2 separate regions of the Homo sapiens genome follow, and region 1 is linked to region 2. Evidence: chromatin contacts called from ENCODE Hi-C data. All regions are on one chromosome and are shown on one strand. Each heading gives the region's core, a stretch centred on a gene start or an enhancer-like site at or near the end of the contact. The rest is flanking DNA. Distances are from core to core; before and after follow the strand shown. Region 1 has its middle 310 kb from the start of LINC00595. Region 2 has its middle 280 kb from the start of LINC00595.

Region 1 (4,588 bases), core at 437-2,936, 36 kb before region 2:
TTCTCTGAGGAGACTTTATCCTCCCAAAAAACTTTCAGAAGTTTCTAGATCAATGATCTTCCAGGTTCCTCTTGGTGTTAACCAGGTGTAATCTTACATTTAACCAGCACTGGAGGATCTTCAAAGTCACAAAACCAACAAAGGCCACTGGACACTTCTCCACTTAGTATTCAAATGAAATTCACCAAGTATTGTTTCTTTTTGCATCCCTGCACAGGACTGGGGCCACTTATAATGACACATAAATGTGCATTAGGAGAAAAGGAGTGAGACTAGTGGGAAGAAGGCCTTCTGGGCTTGGGCTCAGATCGCTTGATTTTTGGGGGCTAGGTTGGCCTTAAAGGCACAGAATTGCTTCACCTTTCTGAACGTCGACATTGCTATCTCAGCAATGGGAAGAGCAATATTTACCAAACAAAGGCAAATCAGGGACTATAGTCAGCAGTGGGGGTAAAATGCTCCATAGAGTGAATTACATCATACAAACACACAATATTGCCCCAACAAAGCAGCTGGCAAGGTGAGGATGGAAGTGTGAGTTCCACATCTAAGTGCAGAGCCTGGGGCCAAGGGCTTTGAATGTTGACTTTGCCACTTGCTAGCACTGTGAACTTTAGAAGCTTAACTTTTTTCTTCCTCGGTTTCTTCATATTTAGACTATGGTCATAATAGTACTTACCTCTTAAGGTCATTGTGTCTCAGGGACACTAGATTAATTCATATATGTAAACAGTTAGATCATGCCTGGACACAGTGGACACTGGGTGTTGGTGATCACCACTATTCACAATCTGCAGTGGAATAGAAAACTACATGCACAAAAACCGGGGGCTAAACATCATGTGTTACAGCAGGGACCACCTCTATTTTGTTCAATCCTCTCTCCCCTGTGCTTATCTGATGTTAGAACACAGGAGATCAGCAAAAATCCTGAATAAATGCACATCAAATGTAACCATTGACTAAGTGAACATCAAATATAACTCAGAACTTCACAGCAGCCCAGCAGCCAGAGAAAGGAGGCAAACATCTTGAGTCGTACAGTTCTCAACAGTTGATAAAAAGAAAGACATACATCCCATCATCAAAAGGTACAAAGTTTTTCCTAGTGCCAATTTATAAAAAGAATGTATCACTTGGGTCCCAGGTTGGTGCCAAATACTCTAATGGATCTAATGGATCATGTCTTCAATAGGAGTTAACTAGAAGATCCAGAAATTTCTTCATCTGACTTTGGGTAACAGCTGGACCATAATATTAACAAACATCTCAGAGCAGGACCTAAATAAATAAGGTCAGGACGGGTGGCTTCTTTGGTCACTTTCATAATATAAGGACCAAACTCATCCATCCTTAGAGTGGAGGTTCTTAACCCATTTTAGAGTCAGAGACCTCTTTAGAGAATCTGATTTAAAAATGAATAAATAAATAAATAAAAACCAATAACTAAAGCCTCTCTCCTAAGAAAAACATACCTGCTCTCAACATTTTGCATACAGCTATAGAGGGGTTCATGGATCCCTAAATCTCATTTATTAATCTATTAACCCGCTAGGCATCTATGAACTGAAAACTAAGAACCACTTAGAGGGGTGGCTGGAGAGATGGCCCTGAGATGCCGTGTGTGGAAACAGCCTTTCAGTGTGCAGTGGTGCAGAAGCGCAGCCATTGTTCTCCACTGTCTCAGCTGGGCTTCCTGCCAGCAGTTGGCTCCAGGCTGAGCTCTCTGGCAAGAGCTTGGAGTATGGATAGCCTCTTTTTCATTGAAGGACAGTCCACATAGTTTGGATCTAAATAGGAAAGTGGTTTAGACAACCGCCCTTTTCACCACCTTCTCAGGGAGTCAGGTCATGGGCCTAACCACCTGATGTCACCAACATCCTTTAGAAGCAGTTTTGGAGGGTTCTCATGAGCTGCAGGTGTGAGGAAGACCCTTCCAGAGCAGGAGTACCTCATCATCATGGGTCTCGGCCATGGAGAGCCATGCCTTAGAGAGACCACGACCTTTCTGGCAGCAATGGCTTCTGGTATCCCTGCCAGAGAACTGGGCAAAGCTGCTTCCAGGTCCCTGGGGAGATTTTCTTGATGAGAGAATTGCTAACTCTCCTCCTGGATGTGGGACCCGCAGCTGCCAAAAACAGACCAGTTTGGATGCGATACAAATTTTCTGCCACTCTTTCTGAGCAAAATTAGACAGTATGAGAATGCTGCTTTTGGTCCTTTCTGTAACACTGGGTGATATTGGCAACAAAGCAGAAAAGTGCCTGCATAACGGCACAAAATGCCTTTCTGGCCTCAGCAACATTCTTCTTCCCTGCCTCAACATATGCTCATCTCGTGCTCCAACTCAGGCACTCCCTACATGTCCATATCATCCCTTGGAATATGAGGCAGCTTCCATTGGTTTTAAGTACATGACATTCCTTTCACCTTTCAATACTCCTCTCAAATACGACCTGCTCTTTGAGCCTTATGGGGTATTCCCACCTAGGAGGCCCACAGCACATCCCATATCTGTTGGCCAAGGGCAACCGTGCTGGTTCATTAGAGCTGGTTCCTCATCCATGTCATGGGGACAAATGATGGCCCATGTAGAAGAGTTGTCACGAGGACTGTGTACCTTAGCATATGTAGAGTGCTTAGAACAAGGCCTGCTGCAGGAAGTCCATGAGTGCCAGCAGCAATGCTAACAATGATTATAGCCAATTAACATCCTGCAAGCACTTTCACGTCCTTTATCTCAGTGAATCATCATCTCAGGTCTCTGAGAATGACATTTGCAAGATGTTGAATCTGAGTCACCTAGAGGGGAACAACTTGTCCACAGATGCAGAGAGGAAGTGACAGGACCAAGGCTCCCCACGCAGCCATCCTCGTGGCTCCTACCAGTCATCACAGCGCCGTGTCTGGAAAAAGTGGGCCTCTGAAGAAGCACTGAATGGAAAGGGGAAAGCTGCCATGAGGGGAAGTTTGCATGTTCAAACTGCCTGCGTTTTACCAGAGGGAGACTTTGTGACAGCCTCTTTAACACCCTTCCTCACCCAAATACATTACAAACAATGTTGCCGCAGCAAATCTCAAATGAGTACATAATGATCAGCACTGACTACAAAGGTGTTACTGGGCCCACCAGCAAGTGACAATGTTATGAAAATCATCCCCTAAGAGAAGATGTCCCCATCCAACTTGAGGGACCAAAGAGTCACAGGGATGGAAGGACTCCAGGAATGTTCTCACAGAAAGGAAAACTCTAAGTCATGCTGGGGATGCTGCTGCTGCCTTGCAGAATGAGTGGGGCCAGAGACTGAAGGACCACTCAGATGTCTGTACCCGTAAACAAATCCTAGTCTCATTTCTAAAATCCAGAGCCCACCTCTACAGCTGCTTACAGGGGTCTCAGCTCTGTGGAGAGGCTGCTGAGGATCTTTATAAACCTGAGATGGCTGATTTCAGCATCAGTGTCTAGGGGAGGTGGGAACTTGGCTTTGTCTGGATATCCAGTCAATATTTATCTTTCAACTCATATTGAATTTAGCATGAAATTTTTTATTCCATACTACCTTGATTGGTATTTAATGAGGCATGAGTTGGATCTAAGAACCAAGTTAAACAACTTCTAGTTCTCTGGCCCAGGCCTATGTGTAGGGACTATGATGGGATAGCCCTAAACCTATAAACACGTGTAAGGATATTTCAAGCCTATAAACAATTTTCATACCCATGCTCTCTTTTGATTCTTAAGGTAACCCTGTGCATTAATCAGGGCATGGATCCTACACACTATGGTGCAGAAAAAGTAAATAGCTTTGTTGCAGGACTTTTCCTTAGTTAGCTAAAGACAGAGTTCTTGTCCGTCCCACGGACACAAAAATTTAGGCTTGCAGATGGTTTAAAGGGTGAGTAAAGCAGGGTCTTATTGGATGAAAAGGGGAACAGAAAAGAGGAAATAGCGATCCTCGGCAAGGCCAGAGTCCCCTGCTGGAGCACTTCCCATCGGTTGTTTGAATTCCAGGTACCACACAGGAAGAGGAGGGGCCAGGCTCCTCCCTGTTGCAAACATCCCATAAACTTCCCAAGGCTCACCTCAGTGGACAGGCTGGTTGGAGTTTCACCAGGGACACCCTCCCACTTGGCTGTCTCAGCTTGCTGCTGATCATGGAGTTACTGAAGGAACCAAGAGAATTTCTGCATCCAGGACTCTCTCATCCTCCCACCAAATATCTGTCCAAGTGATCAATGACTGAGAGAAGGGCAGGAGCAGAGGGCAGCCTTAGAGGACCTTAAGGGGGACAAGAAGTGATTGTGCCCAGCCCAGCCCCACCCTCAGTGCCCAGGGAGGCATGGAGGCTGGTGTGCGTGCAGGCTGTGTATATACGAGCATTCTCCAAGGCTCCTAGCACCGGAGATGGGGCAGTTCCCTTCTCTCCTTGCCCAGGCTTCCAACTCAGCCTAAAGCCTGGGTTGGGCTCAGGGTGCTGACTGGTTTCTGTCCCTTGGGAAGCCTGCCTCTGAAAGGAAGTTTAGCAGGTCTTGTACAGTGGTAAGTGTTTGCCAACGGCCTAATAACACACCACTTCTCTCTTACGTA
Region 2 (4,686 bases), core at 807-3,306:
TAAAAAAAAAAAAAAAAAGCCAAGAGAATTTATACCTCTTTTCTGTAACCCCTGCCCTCACGCTTCCACTGCAGCTCTTCATCTCCATTGCTGTAGCACAAAACAGAATGACATCCTATGGAAAGTACAGAGTTCCTAGAAAACAATGATACTGAGTTTTTAGCAGCCAAGGTCACCTAGGCATGACAGAAACTCTTAACACTTACGTTTTTGAAGTCAGAAGAGGATATTTGAGCTCAGACTGGGCTATGTGGGACCAGGTCACTGTGAGACACCTAAGGAGGATGCAGAGACGGCACCCTTCCTAGACAAATGCCAGGGACACCCTTCCTAGACAAATGCCCAGGCATGAATATGGGTGAAGTCTTCCCTGCAATTCCAGCAGCTTCCTGCCAACCCTTAGCCCACTCAAGCCTACCTGTGGACCACCTGTTATGGACTGAATGCTGGTGTCTTTCCAAAATTCATATGTTGAAACCTTACCACTCAGTGTAATGGGATTAGGAGGCAGGGCCTTTGGGCGGTAATTTGGTCATGAAGGTGCAGCCTGCATGAATAAAATCAGTGCCCTTATAAAAGGGACCCCATGTGAGGATACGACTAGAAGTTGGTTGTCTGCAACCAGGAAGAGGGCCCTCACCATAATCTGATGATGGCAGCATGCTGATCTCAGACTTCTAGCTCCAGGACTGTGAGAAATACATTTCTGCTATTTATAAGCCATCCAGTGTACAGCATGTTTGTTAAAATACCACCATGCTTCAGGGTTGCATCTCTTTGTGTCTATCTCAGCCCTGTTGGATCTAAGCTGCATTTTGCACCTGAGATTCTGGAGCCCAGGTCAGCAGCTGCCCCGCCCCGGGGTTATCTCCAGTAGTGCACAGGTGACACCTACATTGCATGTCCTTGGTCTTCACAATTCAACCAGGCATTGACTAGCAGTGGGAATGTGCTAAGGGAGCCATGCCAGGCAGGGTGTGCTTTTGTACAAACTGACTTAGCTTTTAAACAAAAACTGCTTTGGCCAGACATTTGTGTGCAAGCATCAGCTTACAGCAGGGAACAGCACTCTGTGGGCTCACGAAAAATATATGGAGGAGGCCAGATGGAGGTGTGCTGTGGCTGTGGCCTGCTGCATGGTGACAAAGGGCTGGAGGCTTTGAGTTTTGTTTGTTTTCCAAGTCCAGACCAGCAGTGGACGGGGAATCTGGAGGCCTGCTTCCTAGTCCCATGTCTGACACTCTGTTACCCAAGAACAAGGCTCCTGATGCCACAGGATCTCAATTTTCCTGTCTATGACACAGAGGGAGGTAGTGGATTACATGCTTTCTTGCCTCTGGCCTAAGCACGTTCCGATTATATGCCGAAGGAGGAGGCAAGACAAGATAAGAGGTCTCGCTTCAGCCGTTTCCTCCTTCAGGGTCTGGTCTGGGTCTCCTGATACCCAATACCAAGTGGTCCCCATCTACCCCTCCCCTGGTCCTGAAAGCTGGGGCTTTGTGGCAGGTAACACAACTTGCCTTGTGTTCTTCACTTGAGTGCTCTTGAGTTTCTGCTCCCCAGAAAGATCAGTTTCTTGCCAATGTCATCACTTTTAGCCAGCAGGGACCTATCAGCGGCTCCATCAGGCACTGGGGGCCCCAGCCCCCCTTGGCTTAAAGTCTGAGCCCTGGGAACACTGGGGAAACTTAATTCTCGAACACCTTCCACTCAAAGAGCCACTGTTCTGCAGAACCAGTGCTGGCCCCTGTATTTCAACAGCTTTCGGGTGGGTTTCCCACCCCAGACGTCGATAGGGCCTGAAACGCCTGTGAATGTATTGACCTGACTTCACCCGCAGGCTCAGTTTCAAAGGGTTGGCTGAGCTCTGAGCCCGCCCTCATTCCATCTGAGGCTCAGCTCCTGGAAACCTCAGGCTGGATCTCAGTTACTGGGAAGCCTTGCTCTGAATGTGGGTTTTCACTCAGTGTTTCCCGATGAGCCATTTCTTGTGGCAGGACGCCCACCTCTTAGGGGAAACAGCCTTCATTCTGGGAACTTCTTGCTTCATCTCTCCTTCTGTCTATGCCAGAGGTTGCTATGAAGGGGCATGCACTTAGCTGGCAGGAGAAACGGGGTGCAGCTGTGCCTGCCCTTCTTTCTCACTGCCACTGTGCCACCTTGGACGAGTCATTTCTCCTCTGTGGATGCCGGGTTCCCCCTGGGCTTATAGCAGTAGGTCTGCCTTTCTCATTGAGAGAAATAAAAGTGCTTTGTAAATAGGAAGCACTACGTAATGCTATTAGGGAATCCACTCAACAAGGAGTATTGGGGACTTTTTGCTATTTCCCTTCCTGTGACTGAGAAATTAGCAGGCACAGATTGTGAAAAACCAGCCGGCTCTTTGGAATTACAAATGTGCACACACCATCCCACTGAGCATCATTTTCAAAAGGCATATTAAGCAGCAGAGACCACAGGGGGGACCCATGTAAACAGGCCTCAGATCCTGGTGAAAAAGGCTCCCAGAAGCTGTCGTCTACTGAGCTGTTAGGGGCTGCTCCTGCTTTCTGCCCCCAACCCCGCAGCCCTGGCTGGTGAGAACTCATCTCCCAGGGAGAGGGTTCTGGTTCATGGTGAGGGGCAGGGTCCTGGTGCCATGCAGGGCTAGTGCTGCTCCAGGTCCACAGTGTGCCTTCAAGACCCAAATCCCCCAGGGCTTGAAGCTCTCCAGAACCTCACCCCCAGATACATCTCCCAATGTCATTGGCGGCACCCCATGTTTTTTCCTGTTACCCCACAGCAGGCCAGGGGGAATGTTGCCTGTACTGGACCAGTGAGGACGCTGAAGCCCCCTGAGTTGAATGAACTGGCTGAAGACGAGGCTCCCTGTTGTGGTGCTGGAATTTGACTTGGTACCCACTCCCAGCCCTTGCTGTTCCCTCCATGCTCCCTGCTCCCTGCAGATGCACAAATGAAGACCAAAGTCTTGAAAGAAGCTAGGGTCAAGCATCATTAAACCCAGGAGTCTTGTGCTGATACAAGGCAGGGTCTCTCCGGATGTTGAGGCATCATGGCTGTGTTGGGCGGAACCCCTGTTTGTCAGCAAAGGTTGTGGAAGCTCGTGCTCACTCCTAGGGGCCATGGTGATGCAGACAAGTGAGGTGCACTGTGTTTGCCTGAGCTGCTGCGGGCTGTGCTGGGCAGGCCACTCCTCCCTCCTGAGGTGACATCCCACATGACCAGCTTCACAAGGCAGCTTTCCTGAACATGGGTGAGGGGGTTCCGTGGGGGTGGGGACGCTGCCAGGGACTTCTAGGAAGCAGACAGCGTTCAGGGCTCAGCACCACCATCTCACTGCTGTGGAAGCAAGAAAAGGAGACTATAATTCAGCTCAGGGTGGCTAATGGACAGCTTCCCAGATAACAGACAGGAGGGGGAAGATTAATTCTGAAGCAGGAATAGATGTTATTTGGGAAGGGAAGGGCATTCAAGGCAGAGATGAGGTGAAAAACAGCATCGATCATCTACCAGCTACGAGTAGTTGAATCTGACTGCAGTAGAAAATAAAGGAAGCAGGGCCAGGGAGTTGGGGTGAGGGCGTGGATGAAGCTGAGGAGCAGGCAGAGGCCAGATTGTGGCAGTCCCTGTAAGCCGGGCTGAGAGTTTGAACTTGGTCCTTAAGGCAGGGAGGGGTAAGAAGAACTTTAAACAAGAAGTAGTGTGGCTAGAGGCGGGTTCTAGAAAGATCACTCTGTGGGCAGGCGGGAGATGTTCATCCCTATGCAGGCTCTGTGAGCCAGTCTTGGTCCTGTGAACCAGAGGTGTCCCTCTAATGAAGTGCTAATTGCAAACCAGTCAGTCACACTCTGGGATGCTCTGGCCCCAACACCCAGAGTTCAGCTCTGTTCCTGTGAGTGCGGGCGTCTACCAGGAAGTGGAGCTGGCCTGTCTTCTCGGAAGCAGCAGCAATTAAAATGCAACCCTGAGACATCAAGGAGTCAGCCAACTCTGTTTATTTTTATATACTGATAAAATCCTCAGAAAGGGAAGCCAAGCTTTTCAGAGCAGCCTGCTCATGCCCACCCAGCATGCTGAGGATCTGCAGGGAGCCCCTGCTCAGAAGGGCAGTCAGTGGCTGTGTCAGTGACCACCTCAGAGGGTAAATATGAGCTGGTCTGAGGAAGTGGGCACATGGGTCTGAGGGAGTTCTGAACATGACTGCAAAGCCCAGGGTCCCCAGAGCTGCAGCTGTAGCCAGATTCAACTCAGCCAGCACAACACAGAGCACCTAGTGTGTGCAGAGATCTTTTGACAGACTTGCTGCACAGTCGAGCAGCCATCAGGGAGGGGAAGGGCCATTCTACTGCACATGCTGTTTGGATGGAAAAAGCAGCTGAACTTCTCACTGTGGGTCAAGCTGGGCCTCTCTACATGCATTTTATAATAAATTCGGCCCCTGGAATTCCCACTGGAGGAACCGAAACTTCAGATCCCAATCCCCCCTTACCCATTTCTTGTAGGAACAGAAAGTCTAAATAGTTTAGGATGCCCAGGCATGGGAGGCAGCCTCTTAGTGGCCCCCAGGACCCCTGCCTTTTAGCATTCAGCCCCGGATCTGTACCACAGTTGGTTTGTGTGACTGATTGCGTCCAGCAGAAGTGTGGCACTCCAAGGGTGGGGTATAAAAGACATTGGTGTCTTGGT

Evidence for each region. A loop is a pair of places that touch in the nucleus more often than their neighbours do. Pooled maps may share reads with other maps.
Region 1: a pooled map shows a loop between it and region 2 (2.2-fold over the local background). The contact joins two enhancer-like sites. A Hi-C loop is called at or near these places in 1 of 168 maps with a recorded cell type or tissue (Caco-2) and 4 of 50 pooled maps.

The regions. Positions count from the first base shown.
Region 1 is chr10:78,577,294-78,581,881 of GRCh38, reverse strand. No RefSeq gene overlaps it. Among named protein-coding and RNA genes, the nearest start is that of LINC00595, 310 kb to the right of the region's middle. Within about 2 kb of position 1,686, at least 2 of the 41 ENCODE cell types and tissues checked have a DNase peak (open chromatin) inside an H3K27ac peak, as active enhancers do.
Region 2 is chr10:78,541,206-78,545,891 of GRCh38, reverse strand. No RefSeq gene overlaps it. Among named protein-coding and RNA genes, the nearest start is that of LINC00595, 280 kb to the right of the region's middle. RefSeq lists a silencer at 1-74 and an enhancer at 1,829-2,330. Within about 2 kb of position 2,056, at least 15 of the 41 ENCODE cell types and tissues checked have a DNase peak (open chromatin) inside an H3K27ac peak, as active enhancers do.